Regions from separate parts of the Homo sapiens genome. Here region 1 is linked to region 2. The links are chromatin loops, found by intact Hi-C in ENCODE. Cell type or tissue: breast epithelium. All regions are shown on one strand. Each heading gives the region's core, and the rest is flanking DNA. Links, peaks and the distances in the headings are about the cores only.

The links. Hi-C counts contacts between places; a loop is a spot of excess contacts. Peaks named below come from ENCODE experiments on the same cell type or tissue, not always from the same donor. Only the 100,000 strongest peaks of a DNase experiment are listed, where the experiment ranks them.
Region 1: it touches region 2 in a loop (3.0-fold over the local background); 1 of 110 quality-filtered maps calls a loop at or near these places.

The regions. Positions count from the first base shown.
Region 1 is chr2:11,609,332-11,621,148 of GRCh38, reverse strand. GREB1 (growth regulating estrogen receptor binding 1) reads right to left here. Exons shown (of 33, transcript NM_014668.4): 18 at 10,122-10,461; 19 at 8,539-8,654; 20 at 5,859-6,058; 21 at 4,429-4,518; 22 at 2,230-2,861; 23 at 142-244. Among named protein-coding and RNA genes, the nearest start is that of NTSR2, 55 kb to the left of the region's middle. RefSeq lists an enhancer at 4,424-4,924. In breast epithelium, for the core only: no CTCF peak of the experiment used is centred there; no DNase peak of the experiment used is centred there; H3K27ac peaks cover 1,142 bases.
Region 2 is chr2:11,534,315-11,546,131 of GRCh38, reverse strand. The region is part of intron 1 of GREB1 (growth regulating estrogen receptor binding 1); the gene reads right to left. It overlaps MIR4429 (microRNA 4429), which reads left to right and starts at 5,455; the gene lies at 5,455-5,527. RefSeq lists an enhancer at 7,484-7,993. In breast epithelium, for the core only: no CTCF peak of the experiment used is centred there; a DNase peak (open chromatin) is centred at 6,581; H3K4me3 peaks cover 1,745 bases; H3K27ac peaks cover 1,493 bases.

The sequences.
Region 1 (11,817 bases), core at 4,177-9,176, 75 kb before region 2:
AGCACCCCCTACAAGGTCCTTGGGATGAGTCTGATCATGAATCTGAGAATTCCATCTAGAAAGTGAAATATAAAATTAAAGTCACTTGAGAAAGTGATGAAGGTGGCTCCAAGCCCACATAACCCCAAACAGATAACTCACTGATATTGATCTCCTCCTCGTCATAGACATCCACTTCTGTGAGCCGAACAAGCATCCTGGACAGGACACTGAGGAACTGCAGGTAGGCACCTGTCTTCCCGATCTGTAAAGGTATAGGAGTTAAAACCCCCAGTGAGGAAGCCCCATCCGCGTGCCAGGCACCGGCTGAACACCTGGCATGGCTCCTGACATCTGCCTCACTTGAAGATCCTGTCTTTAAAATGAGAACCCTGTGGATGCAAAGATATTTGAAGGGAAGAAGCGTGGCAGGTGGACAAATGGACTCCCACGAGCATAAGGCCTTCCTGCTTAAATATCGTCGCACACGCATCTCTAGATTTTAACCAGCCGCATTTTTAAGCTGTTAGAAATAGAAGTTTATCATAAGCCAAAGCAAGCTGCTTCAAAAAAATAGGATACTATAAACATGCCTTATGAATCTTGCAAATTGCTTGTCTTAATCATTATGTCTGTACAAGACAGCAAAATTCATTGTATAAGACATAAAAAAAAAATGCTTCTCGTATTTCTCCTTCTAAACCCAGGAAAAGAACAACTTTCTTCTTCTTCCTTCTCCTGCTTCCTATAACGTAGAGTTCCCTGCTTCCCCAGCCCAGCTTCAGGCTAGCATACCTCCTATTAATCTTAGTCCATTTTGGTTATTACTGATTGAGAAGTACCCATGGTCTGGCCCAGTACCCTCCCTGTACCACTGTATAAACAGCCACTACAGGCGTGGGTTTCCTGGCTCACACTTGTAATCCCAGCACTTTGGGAGGCTGAGGCGGGCGGATCACGAGGTCAAGAGATCCAGACCATCCTGGCCAACATGGTGAAACCCCATCTCTACTAAAAATACAAAAATTAGCCGGGCATGGTAGCATCTGCCTGTAGTCCCAGCTACTCGGGAGGCTGAGGCAAGAGAATCGCTTGAACCCGGGAGGCGGAGGCTGCGGTGAGCTGAGATCGTGCCACTGCACTCAAGCCTGGCGACAGAGCGAGACTCCGTCTGAAAAATAACAATAATAATAAACAAAAGAGCCACTCCAGGGATGTGCTTTCCAAGCACCGAGCCCAATGCTTGGTTCATGCTACAACTCAGTAAATGCCAATGAATGGAAATAACTAACTTTACAGAGGAAAATATGACACCCAACCACAGGGAAGCTTCAGAGAAAATATCTGCAATACAGATGATAGACAAAGGACAAAAATCTGTAATATCTAAAGCACTTCCACAAATCAACAAGAAAAAGTCAAATGGCCTAAAGGAAAAACAAATAAGAGAAACCAGAAAATCACTGAAAAAGAAGTATCAACGACCAGTAAAAACACAAGAATATGTCAACCTTACTAGTAAAACCGTAAGGTATTATTTTTCACCCATCAAAGAGACAACGATTTTAAACTGATAATATCCAATAGTGTGAGGGTATGGAAGAAGGGAGACTCCTTGGTAAGAAACATTTTCTTTTGTCCTTTTTAAATCAGAAAAAGTAATATTGTTCATTCTACAAGTTTAAGAAACAAATGGATACTGAACCGCATCCCAGCCCCAAAGCCCAGCTCTGTTCCAAAGAGCAGATTCCAGTCCCCAGCCCTCCTCCTCCCCACAGGCTCACGCACAGGAGATTCTGCCATTGAGAGGTGAAATGGACTTTTGTTGTTAAGGAAACACCATGCATTGCAGGAAGGCTGAGACAGGGAAACAGAACCCCTAGTTCTCCGTTCATGGTTCACCGAAACCTTCCAGTGGAGAACCCAGAGTTTTGTTTCTATTTGTCAGAGAACATGGGCAGTGGCCGAGTGAGATGATGTGGATTGAGGAACCGTAGTCTGATACACCCAGAAAGGTCTCCTGTCCGCCCCCTACATCACACAGGGGAGGAATGGAAGCCACCAGCCCTGAGTGGCAGATGAGTCCTGCCCTCCTCCCTCCGGTCCACCCCAGGCCATTGGAGAAGATTCCACCACGGGAAGGGTGAAAAGTGAAGACGTGGGTGCGGTCACCCCCAGGCCTGCCCTCCAGATGGGAGTGTGAGGACCCCCCCAGTCCGGGGCTGTGCTGGGGCAGCGAGCAACACTCACCTGAGGGGGGCCGCTGAGCAGCAGCCTGCGGGGGTGGAAGCCGTCCACGCGGCCCTCGGCCCGGTTGCCGTAGTCCATGTGGCTGGGCCGGGGCACCGTCCACTGCCGGTAGTAGAGGGACTGCTCGGTGGATGTCATGGTCTTGCTGAGCAGGGGGCGGAAAGAGCTGGCCCACATGACCGAGGGGGAGGGCAGGAGGGAGGCGGCCTTGGGCAGGCCACTGCTGTCAGTGGACACAACCATGTCGTACACGAGCTTGGGCAAGAAGACAATGGGTGGCTGGCGGCAGGCCTTGGTCAAGGAGCACTGGGAGGCCTGCAGGACCCACGTGCCGGCAGCGGGCGCCACGGATGAGGAGGATGAGCCCGAGGAGGAGGACAGCTGGGAGCACGACGAGGTGACCGACACCTGGACGCTCCTCTGGCCGGTCCTGAGGCTACAGTCGGGCTGGGGCGTCGGCCCGGGACTGTGCCTGCTGATGGCCGAGGGTGGCCCCTGACTTGCCCGGGGCCTCTGTTTCTCACCAGGGGCTCTGCCCTCCTCTGCGGGGCCACGGGGCTGGGGCGACCTGGCATGCTCTCCCTGGGGGAGTGCTGTGGGCTGAGCCGAGGACTCGCCACCGAGCGCTGAACCTGAGGAGAGACGAACATGGTCAGGGACGTCCTAGAAGGTACCTGTCCCAGGAGTCACCCATCCCAGGAGTGACCTGTCCCAGGAGTCACCCATCCCAGGAGTGACCTGTCCCAGGAGTCACCCATCCCAGGAGTGACCTGTCCCAGGAGTGGCCCATCTCAGGGGCGACTCGTCCCAGGAGTGAGCTGTCCCAGAACTTGCCGGCGGCTCCTGTTTCTGCCCCAGGCCCCCTGTACTGTTTCAGGCAAACAGACCCAGTGGTTGCAGCTTTTCTGACTGAGCTCCTGCCTATGAGGCAGGGCTTCTTTCAGTCCCCGAGCTCTGGGCTGAGGGTGAAGAGGCTCAGTGCTGACTCCATCGGGGGCATCTGGGAGGGAGACCCCAACCACCAGCTCACTGCTGTGCACAGGCGCAGGAGGTGAGGGGAAAAGAAGGGCGGCCCCAGATGCCCCCTAGCCAGTCTCCTGGTGGGCCCTGACCTCTGACCTTTCCCCGTCCCAGACCAAACAGCAGGGACTCTCAGCCGCTCCCTCAGCCACAGCTAGGCACACCCCCGGCCCCAACAACAGGAGCCTGCGGCCACCGCACACACCCGTCCCCGCACCCAGGCCCTGCACGTCTCGCCCCTGAGCCTCTCGGCCCTTAAGGCTTCCTGCACTTGCAACACCTTCCGCAAGGCCCGACTGAGGGTCAGCTGCTCTCTCAAACCTGTGGTAACCTCACCTACCCTGAAATCTGCCCTCTGCCTTGGGACAAAATTACAGACTTCTTCATATGTGAAGTGAAAATGTGTGCAAAAGACTACTGCAAAATAACACGTCTTTTATGAGAACAATGAGTTCGTTCCCTGAGGTCAGGTCTACATCTCATTTATCCTTCAGTGCTGATCCAGATAGCAAGTAGGCCCTCAGAATGCTTTTGGCGGAAAGACAGGGACTGTGCGTGCTGATGGCCGACGGTGGCCCCTGACTTGCCCGGGGCCTCTGTTTCTCACCAGGGGCTCTGCCCTCCTCTGCGGGATCCTGACTACTCTCGGAGACAGAGGAACCCCTTAGGGCAGAGACCGTGTGGAGCCTGTGGTTGGCACTGCCCACCCGCTGTGGCTGTGGCTACGCGGAAGGCTCATGAGCTTGTGTTGCCTTTTGTTGCTCTTCCCCCAGTGAAGTCTCCATGTCTACTTCTCTCCTTGCGCTCAGCTCCTCTCCCCACAGGGCACAGGGTTTTCCCAAACCAACAACGGCAGGGAGAACACCCGGGGACCCGCCCCTAACACGGCCAGGACTCAGCCTGAGGCCCCAGCCACAGTGAGGGGCAGGGTCCACGGTCCTCCCCTGAGCACAGGGGCAGCAGAACCCTACAGTCTTGCTCAGTCTTCAAGTTCTCCGATCCGAAGTTGACCACAATATTTACTCTCTAGAGAGTCTAGCACTTCAAAGATTTCCTTATCTTTCCAGTTCTGATGGAAAATAAAGGATCAGCAAATAGCCCTCTATAGGTTTCTTTTCATTCTCTGAAACCTCAAAAATCAGTCTGCTGGTCTGGTCCTTCCCGTGTGGGAAGACTCACCGGAAGCCTTGGAGGAGAGGGATGAGGATGCTGAGTCGTGGGAGCGGGACCTCTCCCTTTTCATGGGGCTTCTCTTCTCCGAGGTAGAGCCTGTTCCAAAACACACACGCTGAGAATGCACCGAAATCACCATTCCTGACATTTGCCCAGCACTTCACAGTGTGTAAAGTGTGTTCCCATGCATCACCTCTCCCCATCCATTTACTCATTCACTGCCATCTTCCAGGCCCCCACCATGGACAGAGCACTGAGGAGACAGGAGGGAGTGGGCTGCAGTGCAGGGAGGCACTCTGGGTGCAGCGAAGGCTCCTGCCCATGAGGCACAGCTGCAAGCTGGTGGAGGAGATGCAAAGAGAGAGGGGTCGGGGAGCCTGGGGGAAAAGCAGGGCATCTCCTGGAAGAGGGGGGCATCTGGCCGTCGCCCTGAAGGGCCTCAGGGTTTTGCAGGTAAAGTAGAGAAAGGAAAACTCTGAGCAGCAGGAAGGGCAGCCGTGCAGCGCAGAGGCCAGAAGGGCAGGGCACAGCCCGGCCACTGCAAGTTTAACGTGGGCCAGTGCTCAGTGCAATGCGGGCTATGGGTAGAGAGAAGCAGATGGTGAAACTAAAGAAGGGGGTCCTGAGATGCCAGGGAGCACGGAGACGTGCAGCAGATACTCACAAATGAAAGAATTAAATCAGAGTCTCTGCCGTGCTTCGAAAAGATGGCTACAGGCGGGCAGGCCTTTCCATCTACATTTTACAGACGAGCAAGCTGAGGCTAAGAGAGGTCCCACAGTCAAGACAGACAAGGCAGACCACAGACCCGCGCTGGTGCCCACACCCACCTCCTTCCATTCCACACACTCCACAAATGCTTTCTAGTTTTTGAATGACTGTCTACGTCTTTCTCATCACATTGTTGACTATAGTCAATGCCTTGCGATGTTATCATTTATGTGTCCTATTAAAAAGGCGGCATCAGATTTGAAGAGTCTGCAAATGAGCCTGTTTTCACACTTCTTAAAAATGGACAGCACGCTGTTGGGTTGATTCACAGAGGAAATAAACAAGCAAATCACACTAGGTGGGAATTCCACCAGTGAGTGGAACGAGGAACTCTAAGAAATTTTGAACTTGAACTCTAAGAAATCTTAATTTTTCTTCCTATTCTTTAAGAATTCTAGAACTAGGAAAAACCTATAGGGATTTCCATTTTCTCACACCACCAAAAGAGATGGGGAGAAAACAAACAAAATCTGAATTCAGTGAGAGCTCTGCCATTTCATCCAACACTGGAGACCTCTCATCCAGAGCCGCTGTCCAGCAGACAGGTCCCAGGACCCTGCTGAACTGGAGACAGCTGTCTCCATAAGCACAGGCAGCCTCAAAGCTCAGAAGCCAAGAAAGACATGCAGACAGGGACAAGTAGGCTGAGGGCAGCCATCCCTCACCTTCTGTCCCCAGCTCCTCATCCTCGTTGTCTGTGCTGCTCAGCTTCTCAGCATCACTCTCCAAGGCCTCGTTCCTAGCCCCCTTCTCCAAGGGAACCTCGTTGCTCACAAAGTAGGCAGCCAGGCCCAGCTCCTGCTCCAAGGCTGTTCTCACCAAGCAGGAGGAGTTTATCAATCGCAGGTCACAGTACCTCAAAGACCTAGCAAGACACAGAAGAAGGTGTCTGTTTAGTGCCTTCCACAAGTGGAGTGCTGTTCCCACTGCGGCAGGCAGCACTGATCGGGACCACACCCCACCTTCCTGGTGAGGACCCAAGGACTCGTACAAGTGGAAAAGCCAACAGTGTTACTGGGAGCTTGCAGCAACAAATTCAGTATAATAGTAAATCTTTGGGGACACCCACTATGCATTTAGCTCTGTGCTGCACTAACTTTTGGGTCAGATAAAAAAGGGGCTTGCAGCACTTTGGGAGGCCGAGGCGGGCGGATCACAAGGTCAGGAGATCGAGACCATCCTGGCTAACACGGTGAAACCCCGTCTCTACTAAAAATACAAAAAATGAGCCAGGCGTGGTGGCGGGCGCCTGTAGTCCCAGCTACTCGGGAGGCTGAGGCAGGAGAATGGAGTGAACCCGGGAGGCAGAGCTTGCCGTGAGCCGAGATTGTGTCACTGCAATCCAGCCGGGGCGACAGAGCCAGACTCCATCTCAAAACAAAACAAACAACAACAACAACAACAAAAAGGGGGGGCTTGAACCTGAGCTCTGCTACTTCCTAGCGACAGAAGCCGTGACAAGCTGCACAACTTCTCTGAGGCTCTGATTTTTTCATCTGAAAGATGGGAATGAATATTAATAACCATCTGGCTGGGCGTGGTGGCTCACACCTGTAATCCCAGCACTTTGAGAGGCGAAGGCGGGCCGATCACTTGAGGTCAGGAGTTCAAGACCAGCCTAACCAACATGGCAAAACCCCATCTCTACTAAAAATACAAAAATTAGCCGGGTGTGGAGGCAGGTGCCTATAATCCCAGCTCCTCGGGAGGCTGAGGCAGGAGAATCACTTGAACCCAGGAGGCGGAGTCTGCAGTGAGTTGAGATTGCACCACTGCACTCCAGCCTGGGCAACAGAGTGAGACTCCGTCTCAAAAAAAAAAAAAAAAAAATCTAAGTCCGCTGTGATAAAGATTAAATGTAATCAGTGAGCATTTAATTATTCAATCCAAGTGAACACAGGCCAGGGTACTAGATGCTAGAAATATGATGGCAATCAAGTCGGACACCAACAAGCAATGCTATCTGTGAGCAGCAGAGGAAAGGCCAACCCCGTGCTCAGACTTGCGCAGCAGAAACACAACCAAGGCAAAGGGCTTAGAGAGGGGTACGTGAGGGTTCCAGTGGGGCTCTGAAACTTACTGCTCATGACCTCAAGCAAATGATCGTTCATTGACTCAACCATGAAACAGGATGGTAATACTACTGCAGCAAGGAGTAAGTTTCATATGAAAAGTCTATCATGATGCCTGGTACAAAGAAGGTACCAGAAGGTACCTGGTATTCAGCAAATGCTTGCTAAAATTTAAAATAGATTAAGACATTGTCTCAGTCCTTAAGGAGTTGAAGAAGAAAAGAATTAATCCATGTGAAATAGCAACAAGCAAGGTCAAATGTTCTGGAGCCCCCTTCCCCTGGCCCATGAGTATGCAGCATGCACAGGGCCGTTTGCTGAAGTGTGGGGTGCTCCTGGGGGAAGAAGCCAGGCCCACTGCTGGCCAGACTGGCTTAATCTCAGTAAGCCTCAGTTTCTTCATCCGTAAAATGGGACTACTGAAATAGCACCTTTCCCCCAGGATTAAGGTGAGAGTAAAATGAAATAAAACCTAAAAGAAGAATCTAGGACAGTTCCCAGAACATAACAGGAATTCCACTGATGTCGGCTTTTGCTATCTTTTGCTGGCCGTCTGCTCTTCTCCACCGGTATGAAGTCTCTAAAACCCAATCTGTCACTACCAATCCAAGAAACTGCCTTACAGGAGGCCCAGGGACCTGAGTCTCGAGTGTCCGCATGTCTGTGTGGTGGCCTAGAGACCCCCCACACCAGCGGACATCGAGTGGATATGTGGCTAAGACTTTCCAGGCTGTGATGGATTCAGAGGGACACATCTTTTGAGACAGTCCACTCTGTGCTGGAAGAACCAGCTCTTCCCGAGCAGCGTCAGTTGCCTCCACTCCCAGAACGCCTCCTAAGCCGGGAGGGCCCAGGCATTGCGGCAGCCTAGGTACCAGCAGGAACTGTGGCTGCAACTCCTGGAGAGGATGCCGTACTGTCCCAAGCAGAACTGCCATCCCCAGCACACACAGAGCGCCCCATGGGGAGACACTGAACTCAGGAGGCATGAAATCCTGACTCCACCTGCAGAGCCTCCACCCGTAGAGCCTGGCAACAGCCGTCACCACGAGCCCAAACAGCGCCTTTCTGAGAATCAGGAGAAGGGGCACGGGCCTCAGACGCACTCAGGCCCATGCTGGGAAAGCCACGATGAAGGCCCCACCCACGGGGCCTGTGAATGTGAGTGGTGCTGCCTACCGTCAGGGCACAGCAGCCCCCCTGACATGCTCCTTGAGGGGGCCCAGGCAGCCAGCTCCTCAGAGACCCCCAGGGGCATAACCCCTCCACTCACCTCGGCAAGGACTCCCCATGCGGGTCCATCCCACTGAAGATCAGGATGCAAGGCAGACCCTCCAGCTCCAAGTAAGTCTGGGGTCTCCACTCCACATCCTCAATTTTCTGCCACATCTGCAGATAACGAAAAAGAAATAAAGCCACAGACGCCTCCCTTCCCAACCAGCCCAGCTCAGAGGAATCCTGATGGCCTCCCACACCAATTTAAACTCCTTGAACTATATCTTCTGACCAAAAGGAAATTTCTTTAGACTGCAAATAAGCACACCATCCACTTGGCCACCGTATTTTCAGTCGGCTAGAACATGGAGATTAGCCAGCCAGAGCATGTCCAAGACATCTCTATCAGCTGACCAGCTCCGTGAAAGGAAGTCTATGTTGTCAGCTGCTCCTTAAGTCTTTTTTTTTTTTTTTTGAGACAGAGTCTCGCTGAGTCACCCAGGCTGGAGTGCAGTGGCGCAATCTCAGCTCACTGCAACCTCCACCACCAGGGTTCAAGTGATTCTCCTGCCTCAGCCTCCCGAGTAGCTGGGACTACAGGCGCACGCCACCCCATCTGGCTAATTGTTGTATTTTTAGTAGAGACAGGGTTTCTCCATGCTGGCCAGGCTTATCTCGAACTCCTGACCTCAAGTGATCCGCCCGCCTCGGCCTCCTAAAGTGCTGGGATTACAGGTGTAAGCCACCGCGCCCAACCAGCTGTTCCTTATGTCTTGCCTGTGCTCTCTCCTGACAGTGTCCTCCCTTTCATTCCTGTTTTCCACTCATTTGTTCTTTCCCTAAACCTTTTGCATTTTCTGTCACCTGCAGATTGAGTGAGAACCTACTATGGGCCAGGCGCTGTGCTAGGCTTTGGGGGCTGAGTTCTGTGGGGATGGCCATTGCCCCCCACCATCTGGGAGAGGGGCTAGATGACAGGCAGGGAGCATGGCACTGCCCTGGGCATGGCAGAGGGGGAGGGTGGCTTCCTGAAAGAGGAAAGACACCAACCTAAGTGCTGCAGAAAATAAGCAGGGCAGCTCACACCTGGAACCCAGCACTTTGGGAGGCTGAGGCAGGAGGGTTGCTTGAACTCAGGAGTTTGAGATCAGCCGGGGCAACATGGAGAAAATTTTAAAAATTTTAAAAATTAGCCGAGTGTGGTGGCACACGCTGGTGGTTCCAGCTACTCAGGAGCCTGAGGTGGGAGGATCCCTGGAGCCCAGGAGCTCAAGGCTGCAGTGAGCTGTGATCACGCCACCGCACTCCAGCCTGGGCCACAGAGTGAGACCCTGTCTCAAAGGGGAAAATAAAGAAGCATCAGCTAAACAAAGAAGAGAGGAAATGGATGCCCAGGAAAAAAGAAAGCAGGCTGTTGCCCAGAGGTCTAAAGTCATAAGGCAATGCTGCAGGGGTGTGGGGGTGCTGCTGGGGCGGAGGGCAGAGGTGGGGAAGCACAGAGAGGAGGCTGAGGGGTGGCTGGGTCTAGGGAAGCCACGTTGGCCACGCTGTGGGGTTCGTGACACTCCCTGCCTCTGGTGGGCCCCTCAGCTCTCCCAGGTACCCCCAGGCCCTCCGCCCCTCCCTGCGCACAGCACCTACCCTGAGCTGCTTTACGAAGTGCTTCCCCACGGTGACGCCTGAGCTGGGACTGCCCAGGATGATCTCAAAGTGCTCCTCCAGCGCCAGCCGGGCCCGCACGTGGGCCAGCCGCTCATAGGCCACCACCGCCAGGGGCGAACAGGGCACCCGCAGCAGGACCATGAGCCCGTGGCCGCAGGGGCACTGCTTCGGGGAGTTGAGGAGGTTCTGCGTGATCTCCAGCGTCTCCACCGACGTGTAGTTCTTCATCTGCGGGAGGCCGCTTACGGCCATCAGGGCGGCCGCGTAGTGCTGCACGAGAACAAAGGTCCTGATCACCGCGCTGTGCAGGCGGGGGAACCTGCAAGGAACACAGAGAGACCATGTCTGTGACGGCCGCGCCCACCGGCCTGCTGCTGCCAAGTCACCCAAGACATCCGTCACTCTACCACAGGCAACTCCGGCATTATACGCAGTTGTGTTGCCTCTGGAAGGTGGTTGTGGGAACCTGAATGAGAAGCCTTCTTTAGAAATCAAATTATACAGTCCTTTGTTTTTTCCAGCTGGAAAACAAAAACATAGGTTTGTTGTTATTACGTTTTTCCAGCATTTGGCACTTAGTAGCTGCTCAATAAATATTTGTCCAATGAATGAGCAGATGAATAAATGGTATAAATGCCTATTTTGTCTCTATCAGCACAATGTGCAGCTCTCTGAGGAGGGGACTAAGTTGCCTCTGGTTCCTACTAGAAACAGGAGAACCACCAGCAATCAATATGGAAATGCAGCTACCGGAGGCCCGAGTTCTAAAGGCCCATCTCTGTGTTCACTTCGATCACAGTGAATTATTAGAAATATAACTAAACGTATTTTGACAGACTAATTACAAATCAGAACATATCCAGCCAAATCAAGAATCCCAGTTTTTGCTTCAGAAACTGTGGTTACTATCTGTGTCCCCACACAAAGGTGGTGGCTGCTCCCACAACCACCTGCTCTCCTAGAGTGGCTCTGACCCGTTAGTCACACAGACCCCAGGGCACCAATGGAAAAGCCCAGGTCCCTGTAGATGATGGTGTTTCTCAACGTGAATAAATAAATTGGTATCCAGTTTATGCACAATGTTCTTCTGGGTTGATTGAGCTGGAATGGGTCCTCCTGACTCTGGCTTTTTGTAGCAAAGGTAAGGTAGTTTCTCGACCTACAAAAATGAGTACCATACCGTGGCCATGCCACCCTGTGAGTTCTATCAGGGCAGCCAGCTCGCCTTCCTACAGCACTTGATAGCATTTCTGACATTGCGATGACATCCCTGCTCCTTCTTCCTGACCATCCTCCTCCTTTTCTTCATGTTTCCTTCAGCACTTCATCCACTACGCAGGTCACATAAGCTGGAAGCTGGCCTGGCAAGCTTGCCATTACCAGGGCTGTCTAGGAAGGTATAACTGGTCCACAGACTCTGGCATGAAGGGGACTCAGCAGCCCAGGGACTGCTCTACCTACCCCTGGTGCACCTGTCAAATAATGCCCAGGAAACGGATTGCCTGAGGTCAGGAGTTTGAGGCCACCCTGGCCAACATGATGAAACCCTGCCTCTACTAAAAATACAAAAGTTAGTCAGGCATGGTGGCACACGCCTGTAATCCCAGCTACTTGGGAGGCTGAGGCAGGAGAATCGCTTGAACTCAGGAGATGGAGGTTGTGGCAAGCCAAGATC
Region 2 (11,817 bases), core at 4,643-9,642:
GATCTCAGCTCACCGCAACCTCCACCTCCTGGGTTCAAACGATTCTCCTCCCTCAGCCTCCCGAGTAGCTGGGACTACAGACGTGCACCACTATGCCCGGCTAATTTTGTATTTTTAGTAGAGATGGGGTTTCTCCATGTTGGTCAGGCTGGTCTTGAACTCCCGACCTCAAGTGATCCACCCGCCTCAGCCTCCCAAAGTGCTGGGATTACGGGCGTGAGCCACCGCGCCCGGCTATCTTTGTTATTTTCTTTAGCGACACAAACCCCAAACATTTTAAGTATAATCAACAGCTGCTATCTGTCAGGATCACTCTGTGCAGAGATTTTTCTTGCTTTCCATTTGTAACCTTACTTCATCTTCATCACAGTCCTAAAACTTAGGTAACGTGGTTCTCATTTTACACATTAGGAAATTGAGGCTGGGTGACATTCAAGTGACTTGTCCAAGGTCACACATTTGGAACAATTTTAGAATGTCCAATGATGGCCCTCAGTATGCTTTACTGAAAGCAAAGATTCATTGGAAAGATTAATCCCTTTTCCTTCAGAAAAGGATGCATTTTTTTTAAGTTGCTTTTTAAAAATGGTGTTCACTTGTCCAGCCATGCTCCAAACTTTGGGTTAGGAAAAGGATTGCCTTGGGTTCTTTTGTCATGGTGCTTTGCCAAAAGGGGAGCTGCCATAGAAAGTTGCTGATTGGCCGGGTGCAGTGGCTCATGCCTGTAGTCCCAGCACTTTGGGAGGCTGAGGCAGGTGGATCACCTGAGTCAGGAGATTCGAGACCAGCCTGGCCAACATGATGCAACCCGTCTCTGCTAAAATACAAAAATCAGCCAGGTGAGGTGGCGGGTGCCTGTAATCCTAGCTACTCGGAGGCTGAGGCAGGAGAATCGCTTGAACCTGGGAGGCGAAGGTTGCAGTGAGCGAGATCGTGCCATTGCCCTCCAGCCCGGGACACATTTTTTAGCCTCATCTAAAAAGACACATTTCTAGCCAGACAAAGAAAACCGAGAGCAGGCCGGGCCGGTGGCTCACACCTGTAATCCCAACACTTTGTGAGGCCGAGGCGAGTGGATCACCTGTGGTCAGGAGTTCGAGACCAGCCTGGCCAACATGGTGAAACCCTGTCTCTACCAAAAATACTAAAGTTAGCTGGGCATGGTGGCAGGCGCCTGTAATCCTCACTACTCGGGAGGCTGAGGCACAAGAATCGTTTGACCCCGGGAGGCAGAGGTTGCAGTGAGCTGAGAACGCACTACTGCACTCCAGCCTGGGTGACAGAGTGAGACTTTGTCTCAATTAAAAAAACACAAACAAACCCAAGAGCATTCTAAGAATGTGGCCTGCAGACCCATCTCCTGCGTGGAGGTGAGCAGGCAAACAGGGGGGCAGGACAGACAGGCGGCCAGCGTTGGCTCCTCCACCTGCACCCTCAGCACCATGGGCCCTTCCCTGGGGATGAGAGCAGGAGCCTTCTGGCTCCAGCCCATTCCAAGGAAAACATTCTTGCCCTGGCCTCTCCTTAGAGCGACCCCTCCCCTCCTCTTCCCTCCTTAGAATAGAACAGCCAAAAGTTTGCCCACAGGTGAAAAATGGATTTCTCTTAAAAGGCTCGGCCGGGCGCAGTGGCTCACGGCTGTAATCCCAGCACTTTGGGAGGCCGAGGTGGGCAGATCACAAAGTCAGGAGATCGAGACCATCCTGGCTAGCACGGTGAAACCCTGCCTCTACAAAAAATACAAAAAATTAGCCAGGCATGGTGGTGGGAGCCTGTAGTCCCAGCTACTCGGTATACTGAGGCAGGAGAATGGCGTGAACCTGGGAGGCGGAGCTTGCAGTGACCCGAGATCACACCACCGCACTCCAGCCTGGGCAACTTGAGCAAGACTTCATCTCAAAATAAACAAACAAACAAATAAATAAAAGGCTCTCAGACTAGAGGGGTTAAGCATCCAACTAAAATCGGGGTCTGAATGATTTTCCTACTCCTCTCTGAGGTCCCTTCACTCCACCTGTTACCAATCATGCAATGAGGCACCTCTGTCTAAATGAAGCCTCCATCTGTCAACAACAGCGCTGAGTCCCAGAATGGGCTGGAACTCACTTCCTAAGATAACACTTGGCTCTGGGTGCTCCTGGGTGCTGTACACTCATCATTTTGCTCAGAAAAATAAAGCCACAGCTTCCGTGTACTGCCTACCCTTCAGACCCAACTCCTCCCCACTCCCCGGTCCATTCACAGACGGGCGTCAATACCCATTTCTTCACACCACCCAGCAGCACACATCAGGGGTTCAACACCCCTGCACACGAACATGGACACCGAGGCCCACGAGGTGCTGAGAACACAGCGCTCTGGGGTTCCCAGTTGCAACATCCAGCTAGATCAAAACCAGCAGGACTCATAGAGAAGGTCTTACAGGTCTCTTCAAGTTATGAGATAATAAACTCATTATCATTGAACTTCACCAATGTCAAAAAAATTCTCAAACTTGGGCTTTGCAAAGTGTTCATAATCTGTCTGCTATAGTGGTAAAAGCATTCACTTTTCAATAAGACCACCAGGGGCTTGATTCATGGTTATGCTGCTTTCAAGCTGTGTGACCTTGGGCAAGTTACCTAACTTCTCTGAACCTCCATTTCCTCTTTTATAAAATGGAGATACTAAGAACCACCTTACACGGCTGTAGTGAGGACTAAATTAACATGCAGGGCAGTTGGCATAAAATAGATGTTAATAAGTTCCAGTTTCCTCTCTAAAATTGGAATTAACTGCCCATAATTCTAATTTCTAGATGTTAACTAAAGACTTAATTTTAAGTCTTAAGCTTGCCTTAATTTTATTCACTATCACAGAGTAGTTTATCCAATGGAATTAATTAAACTTCTGGCTTCCTTAGGAGTACACCTATTGAAACGTGCCTCTCTGAGCAGATAATATATCATTTAGTCTCTTATCCCCCCTTCTGCCAGCTTCCCAACTAAACTTGAAGGGCTTTGACAGCAGGGACTATTCCAGTCACCTCTTTACTTCCCATGGTGCCCGGAACACTGCAGGTCCCCAGAAAACAACCCCTAAAAAGAGACAGTAGACGAGGAAAAGGAAGACCACATGCTTAAGGTTACAGAGAGGATTGTCAAGAAATAGACTGAGGTCCTGTCTGAAAGCATTTGGATTAGCATTTAAAGCCCCAGGTGTACCAAATAAACACATCTGCGGCTTTAATTTAGGCCCCTGGGATGCCACCGCTGTTAGAATTCCAGAAAACTAATTAGCTAATTCCCACTGCCCCAGGTATTACCTGAACTCACTTTGTTGTTTTCTGCTCCAAACAAAGCCAGAGGGGCCAGAGGAGAGCCCTTCCTATGGGCATCAAAGTACAAGATGTGCGCTTTGATTCTTTCTCCATGAACACACTGCTGCTCAGCCGCCCCGTGTCTGTTCTCTCTTCAGTTTACTCTTAAGCCAAAATCAACTGCTCCCTCTTCTGCCCTCCCCCCGCCCCAGCACTTTGCTCATACTGCACCCTCACTGGGCTCTGGGTTTGTTCTCCCTGGGGCCACAGGGAGTGTGTCAGTGTCTACACCTCCCCCAGGGACTGAGTTGCTAAATGCAGCAAGGAAGCTCACCCATCTCCCCTCTTCCCCTCGTTCCTCTCAGAGCCCAGAACAGTTTCTTACGGGAGAGTGGATCTGCAAGGGAATGGCATTGACTCTGCCGATGATCCCACGCTGCAGATCCTACTCGACCACCACCCAGGCCACCCCAAGCTCCAAGAGCAGATGCAGCCGGGGGCCTTCGGGGTCTCAGGGCTCAAGTACAGATAGCCAGGTCTCTCCCAAGCCACACATGGACAGCTTCTGGCCTGTTCTATGCCTGCCCTGTGAGAAGCAAAGAACTTTCCTCTTCCAGAATCAGGATTTTGCCTTAAACAAAGGTAAATGCTTACATAATCTGAATTGGATCCTTGGCAGAAATATTTCATTACCACTTGTTGCTAAGGGTGAAACTGAACTAGACACAGTTCCTGCCCTGAAGAACCTCACCGAGACACAGGAAGTGCAGGTCAGCAGTGTAATGCAAAATAGAAGAGATGGGGGCAAGAAGGCCTGGAGGGAAACAGAGAAGGGAATGGAAAATTCTATCAGGTCAGTCTTGGCGGGCCTCATGGAAGGCTCAGTCATCAAAGTTGAGTACAGGTTTGCTGTCTGAAAAGAAGGGGCTTTCCAGGCAGAACGTATACAAGGCATCGGCTTGACCCAAGGGCGAGACACCTATTGTGTGCCTGGGCAACACAGGTCCTTCCAGCATGAGGTGTATGCAGGGACAGGGGGTAGGAGGGCAACGAGGGGCCCGTTCAGCCTAAGCCCTGCTAAGGTGTTTGAAATTAACCACGTCAAGCCACCAAAGGAGTTAGGCAGGGCTGATGAGGCTGTGTTTGAGATTCCTGCGGCTTCCTAAGGAAGGCTTCTAGGAGGATACTGCAATAGACCAAGACTCAAAGAGGACTAAAGACTGCCTCTGTGCAGGGTGAGTAGCACGAGGAGCCTAGCTGACCTCGGGCTTTGGAAAGAGTCGGAGGCAGTGGTGGTCTCACTGTCATAGAGAAGAGTAGTGCATGGGGGTCTGAAGAGAGAGCTGAGAGGTCACGATGCCAAGTGTTCCGATCCCCATGGCCCCCCTCTCACTTGCCATCCACTCACTCGCGGATGCCCACAGAACCCGCCTGTGCACAGAGCCTCAAGCGGTGTGATACCCTCTCCTCCAGAAGGATCCATGGCAGAGAAGGAAGGGCCATGGTCTGGAGTCAAGTCTATAAGAGCAAAACCCCAACCCTGGCTTCCTGCCCGGCCTCCCTTTCCCTTCCCTTTCTGCCTCACTGCCTCCATTCTGAATCACATCCAAAACACACCACATACCCTCCCACCTGGGGTTCCATCTCCTTCTGGGAGATGGCCTTCTCCTAGAAGCCCTGCCAACCTGGCCCTTCAGGGCCACTACCCTGGCCAGCCACAGGGACATGACCCCACCCCAAATCTCACTAGAACACCCCAAATTCCAGACATCACTGACCCATGCTCCCTCCTCTTCTAACTTCCCTACAACTAAATTCTAACTGGAAGAATTCCCCAGCCAACACAGAAGCATGGTGACTTACTTCTGGTGAGTCCAAAGTTTGAGAAAACAAGACTTGAAAAAAGCAACACTCTCCGGACTGCGTCCTCAACCTGTCTCACTTTCAACAGCTGAGGAAGGATGGGAATGGGGTGCTCCAGTAATGTGGCAATAGTCAGCCCCCAATATATGACACGGCAATAAACGCATTGAGACTGCAGGATGGTCTCCTATAAACTCTTTGACGGTCCTCCCAGCAGGAAACAAGACATCATTCTCATGTAGATTTCTCCGATTTTCCCTAGAGGAACTCATAAACTCCACAGGTGTTACTGAAGGGAGAAAAGCTGGGCTGAGAGGCGACTGGTGTCTAATTTGTTTGTCTCTCCAACTCAGACTGCCTGGCCCACAGCCACAGCTCAGCCCCGAGCTGCTCTACATCTGTGCACAGAATGTCAGAGAGTGTTTCTTTGGAGAATATCTTTAAGTGCTCTCAAATGGAACTACAGAGCCATCAGCTATGTCCCCTCCGATTGCAGTAAGAACTGAATGGAAGAGAAGGACCTTCAGAATAAAGCCAGGGAAGCAGAAACCACTGAAAACCTTCTCTCTGGAACCAACCAGGCAGGGCCCAAGCAGTGTTTTGAATCTCCTTAGCCTATCATTCATAAGAACACAAACTAATTATCTGCAATCCCTTTGGATATCATTTCAAACAATAAAAATAAGGACACCCGTTCATTAAGTGGACTTGTCTCGGTTTACTGCTCCCCTGCACCTTATTAGAAGGGCCAATGCTTTGCCATTATTCTGCTGAACACAGGCCACAGCTGTCTTCGTAAGTCAACACAAACCTCTCCAACCCCCAAAGCAGGTGCTCGCTTGCAAAGTCAAATAAACCGTACCTTACAAAAAGCTGGTCACTTCAGGCACTCCACAGACCAACCAGCCAAGAGGCTAAGCCCAGCAGAGGTGGAAAGTGTGCAGGGGCTCCCGCCTCCTGGGCTGCGCCTTTGATCTGTGCCTGGGGATGGAAGAGGATGCGTGGGGCGCGTAATGCCCTGCTGTGCAGAGCCTGGCTCGGGTCTGCCTGACACCCAGGCTTCCTGGCCCCTGCCCGGCAGGGAGAGGCAGCCAAGCCAGCCAGGGGAAAAGTTTCAGAGCTAGTATCTGCTCCCAGAGCTACAACAACAACCAAAAAAAAAAAAAAAAAAAAAATTCAGCAGTAGCCCTTCCAACTGGAGCTTCATCTGCCCCAGCGCCTGCCGGGTCAGATGGCAAATGCCACCGTTTCGTGTCTTCTTAGCCCTGAAGTGTTTTGCTGGGTCACAGTGCTCTCCACACAGGTACATACCAATCTGTCTAACCACCAACAGTTAAACTGATTCTTTTTAAACTACATGGAAGTTTGTGTACTTGGACTGGAGCCACAGTACGCTGTGCAAAGAACAAAGGGTCAGGAGAAGAACACAGGCTTTGTGGTGGAAGACAGTCAGCTGGCAGCCTGGCTTGCCTCCGAAGGACTACAGGTAGCGTGGACCTAAGCCACATAAGCGAGCACGTGCCCCTTCAAACAACTCTGCTGTGAATACCATGGAACATGCCCCAACAACAAAAACCCCCTGGAGAGGCCCAGGAAATCTTCAAGAAAACACCAGCTATTGGCTGGGCACAATGGTTCACACCTGTAATCCCAGCACTGTGGGAGGCCGAGATGGGAGGATTGCTTGAGCCCAGGAGTGGGAAACCAGCCTGGGCAACATAATGAGACCACATCTCTACAAAAAATAAAAATTAACTGGCTGTGGTGGTGCACACCTGAAGTCCCAGCTACTTAGAAGGTTCAGGTGGGAGGATCGCTTGAGCCCAGGAGGCAGAGGGTGCAGTGAGCTGTGATCGCACCACTGCACTCCAGCCTGGATGACAAAGTGAGACCCTATCATAAGAGAAGAGAAGAGAAGAGAAGAGAAGAGAAGAGAAGAGAAGAGAAGAGAAGGGAGGAGAAGGGAGAAAGGAGGAGAAGAGAGGAGAGGAGGGGAAGGGAGGGGAGAGGAGGGGAGGGGACACGAGGGGAGGGGAGGGGACACGAGGGGAGGGGAGGGGGAAGGAAGGAAGGAAAAGAAAGAGAGGGAGGGAAAAAGGGAGGGACGGAGGGAGGAAGGAAGGAAGGGATGGAGGGAGGGAGGAAGGGAGGGAGGAAGGAAGGAAGTAAAGAAGGGAAGGAAGGAAGGAAGACGGGAAGGAAGGAAGGAAGAAAGGAAGGAAAGAAGGAAGGGAAAGTGAGAGAGAGGGGGAGGGAGGAAGGGAGGGAGGGAGGGAGGAAGGAAAGAAAGAAAGAAAGAAAGAAAGAAAGAAAGAAAGAAAGAAAGAAAGAAAGAAAGAAAGAAAGAAAGAAAGAAAGAAACACAAGCTCCTGTCCAGAGCTCTCTTTACATCCCTGTTGCAATTGACTCTTACGAATCCAGGACTCCTGATCAAATCCTAATTCAAAAAGGAAAGAAAATAAATCATGAGAGCCCACTCCAATTGTGCAAATACCTTTAACTTTGCTTTTTCTCTTCTTGCTAGGATCACTAACTTCCTGCAAAAGTGACTTGAATATGACCCAGAGGGTTCAAGGTCATTTATCTTTTGTAAAAAAAGGTTAAAGAGGTGGATTACTCCTCTTGGTGCCCCAGTCAGGGAGGAGAGTTCCCAGCTGTTCCTGGGCTCAGTCCCCAAAATTGCCAGGCGCTAAAGGGTAGAACTTGTGTGGTGGGCTTCTTCGTTCCCAGGCTGGGCAGTGCCTCCCTAGAAAGGGCAGTGGAGACCCCACCCATCCCTGCACCTTCATCGCCAGGCAGGGGTGGCACCCGCTGGAGGTTCTGCCCGAGCGAGCATCTGCAGCTCTGAAGCATCCCTAGTGCCAGGGCTTTACTCGTTGGGGAGGCACACTGTACGCGGTCTGTACGTGGAGTGCCCCGTGCCTTCTGCCACTCAGGGCACCGTGTGTGACGGTGGGAAACTGGAAACTAACAAAATACCCAGCAAAAAATGCATACTTAACACAGCCTGCAATAAATGCATAAAAGCTATGTGCATGAAGAGTTTGTCAATGATGCAGACACACTTAGGATACAACATTCAGCAAGATACATTTACTGTATAGAAAGATAGGTAGATCCTGCGGATAATTTTAAATTCTTATATATGAGATCATATATATTAAAATACATGTATGTATTTTATGTTAAAATAGTATATTTTATTTATAAATATATAAAATTTATATATTATTATATATTATATAAATATCATATATTTATCTAATATATGATATTTATGTAATATATAATATATAAAATATTTTTATATTTTTATATAATATATAAACTTATAACATGTTAAAATAGTATATACTATTTATTATATTTTTAGAGAAGGGAAGAGAGTTTAAGCAGTAGAGTTTTTAAGATGATGGGCTCTGGAGCCAGGTTTGGGTTTGAATCTTCACTTACTGGATATTAGACCTTGAGCAAGTTACTTAACCTTTATGTGCCTCAGTTTCCCCAACTGAAAAATGGGAGAAAAGTACTTGCTTCTTAGAGTTGTGTGGATTTAATAATTAGTATGTATAGGGTGCTTAGCATGGTACCTGGCACATATATAATATTATACATGCCAGGATAATAGTAACAATTCTTACCAATATGAAGCTTGCCACCTGTGAATAAATAAATTAAATGTGTAAAAGGGACTGAAAGAAAATGTCGGCCGGCGCGGTGGCTCACGACTGTTATCCCAGGACTTTGGGAAGCCAAGGCAGGCAAATCACCTGTGGTCAGGAGTTCAATCCCAGCCTAGCCAACATGGTGAAACCCCATGTCTACTAAAAAATGCAAAAATCAGCCAGGCGCGGTGGCGGGTGCCTGTAATCTCAGTTACTTGGGAGGATGAGGCAGGAGAATCTCTTGAACCCAGGAGGAGGAGGTTGCAATGAGCCACAATTCCAACACTGCACTCCAGCCTGGGCGACAAGAGTGAAACTCCATCTCAAAGAAAAATAAAAAAAAAGAAAATATCTATGGTACTTGCCTCTAAGAATTCAAGGTTTTTTAAAACATGCTTCTTTCAACTGTGCTGTAAATTGCTAACTTTTAAAATTGATGTAACTTACTATTATGAGGAGAAAATTAGCAAAGTTTGCCTTCATTAGGTGTGAATTGCAATGACTTTGAACCCACTATGCTTTCTAATTACTGTCAAAAATAGGCTTTTGATGTGAAAATAGCAATGAGGTACCTAAAGAGGAGAGAGCTCACCTCCAGTGTTAACTCCATCTGCTGTGCGGCTCTCTTCTCAGTTTAAATCTGCAATTCTTTGCTTAATGCCAGTATCTCTTCTTGCCATAAATCTCTTTGTTCTATTCTATACATAATGCTCTTCTACCCCTGGCCAAATCCTCTCCACATTAAACATGACAATCATAGCCACAGTTTGGCACTTTTTGGCATTTTTCTCTTTTTGGCCACAATGGCTAGGAGTGATAACTTTCAAAAAGCAGAAAAGTCTCTACCTATCCAACAAAATGCTCTAGAAACTATATAACCACCATTAATAAATAAATATGGCTTGGCTTTTACAAAATGTTTCCCTGAGAGGTTTCCAGATCACTAGAGAAGACAAAGCTTTACTGGGACAAATCATGCGGGGTTGGTGCTGCTGGCACTGCCTGGTTGCTGACTGCCTGGGGCACAAGCAGTGCCTCCGTATCCTGTCACACCTCCGACTCTGCACATGCTGTGTTCCCGCTGCCTCATCCCTCAAGACCCAGTTCAAGCATCTCTTCAATTGTGTGGTGGTTCTGACCTCCCGAAACTGAGCTGGGCATTCTCTTTGTGTCCCCACCACTCCTGTGTATGCTCCAGGCTTGCGGTGGTCTCCCAGGACCATGGTTAATCTGTGTGCTTCCCTCTCTCCCCTGCTGCCTGGGATCCCCAGGAGAGCAGAGAACATGCAGATGTACGCCCTTGGCCAATCACAGTGCCTAGGAAATAGAAGGTATCTGATAAGAGTTTATTTACAAGGTAGTGTTTGCATTTTACAGGGAAAAAAAAAAGAGTTCAGGGCAGCAAGAAGAAAGAAGATGAACAATTCCGACATCCATATCCAGGCAAAATGTAGACAGCCCAGAGATTTCAGAGATTTAGTGGGCACGGTCAGGAAGTGGGGAAGATAAAACAAATCATGTAAGTGGGGCTAATGCAACCTTTTTCTATACTCGTGAAAACCCAAGGACCCAAGCCTTCCCATCTAGTTAAAGACTTTCCTCAGCCTCTCCCCTTGAATCACCGAATCCTAGACTCTCAGACCTAGAAGTAACCAAAGAACTCAATCAATGTATTTCAATCAACACACACCTTATTTCTCTATTATTTATTTATTATTATTTTTTAAGTGTCATCCTGTGTGCCAGGCACTGGAAACTCGAAGAGTAAAGTCCTTTCCTTGTAAAAATGCTGTTTAATGGAAACAGACATTTAGATTATGGTATGAGAATTAACTTCTAATTCAACATGGTACCTGGCCCTTCCTGAGATGACCTTCAAAAGATACTGAATTAAAAATAAATAAATAAATAAATAAATAAGTGGGGTGAGGTATTTTAAGCCACAGTGATGAAAAGATGGAAGGGATGCCATTAGCTAACTAGAGGTTCAGGTTTCATAAACTTCCAGAAGCCAGACTAGAGAGGGAATGTGGAGCTGACACAGGAGAAGGGTGCATACCTGGGGGGACCAACTGGCCCTGAGGAAATGCAGAGACTCAGATACGCCAGACAAGTGTTGGGAGGAGTGCACAGCAGCGCTGGGACCAGGGGTCTTCTGTGAAATCCTGTCTACAGAGCAGGTAGCTCCTCTACCTCCCACCCCAGGGCCACATGCAGATCTCCCAGGAGCCAGGCGTTCACCCCAGGCAAAAAATACCGAAAGCTCTTCTGATACAAATTGAATCAACCAACAAGAACTAGAGCCGCTAACGCACAGTCTGGCATTCAGAGGCCTCCAGAATGCCAGCTGATTCTGTCCTGAGCACCCCAAAAGTGACACCTGCCAGACACCAGCGCCCCCTGTGGACACAACACTCCCAGTCAACCTTCTCTGCCTCACTCTTAAACACACATGAAAATCCAAGGGTCATGTAGCACTTAAGGAAGGAAACATGAAAACAACATCCAGGAGAAGAAACAGAAGAAAAGACACCAAAGCAATCAGAGAACAACCAGGTATATGTGAAGAAGAAGCACACATCCCCCTCTAATTACCATCCTCAGGAAGACTGAGGGCCACACTCTGTTTCCCAACCAACCCAATCACTGAGCCACTCAACAATCACACAAGAGGAGCTCTCACGGGTGAGCCTGTTGATCTGGCTTTACTGCTGAGGGGCCCCCAGGTAAACTGAAGAGCTGTGCAGAAAGGCTGGGGGTATGAAAGCCGCACGCTCCCCACTTCAGCACACAGGGTCAGCAAGAGTTGCAGTGATGTTCCCACATACAGTCAGTTCAGCTATAACGCTTGTTTTGAAACTGCAAATTTGTACGGACAGATTGACATATTACAGAACAATTTGAATACCTTGTGGGTTTTGTGTGTGCCTGGTGATTTCCTCTGCAAGAAACACAAAAGTAAGTTCAGAAAAATGGTGCCCAACTGACCC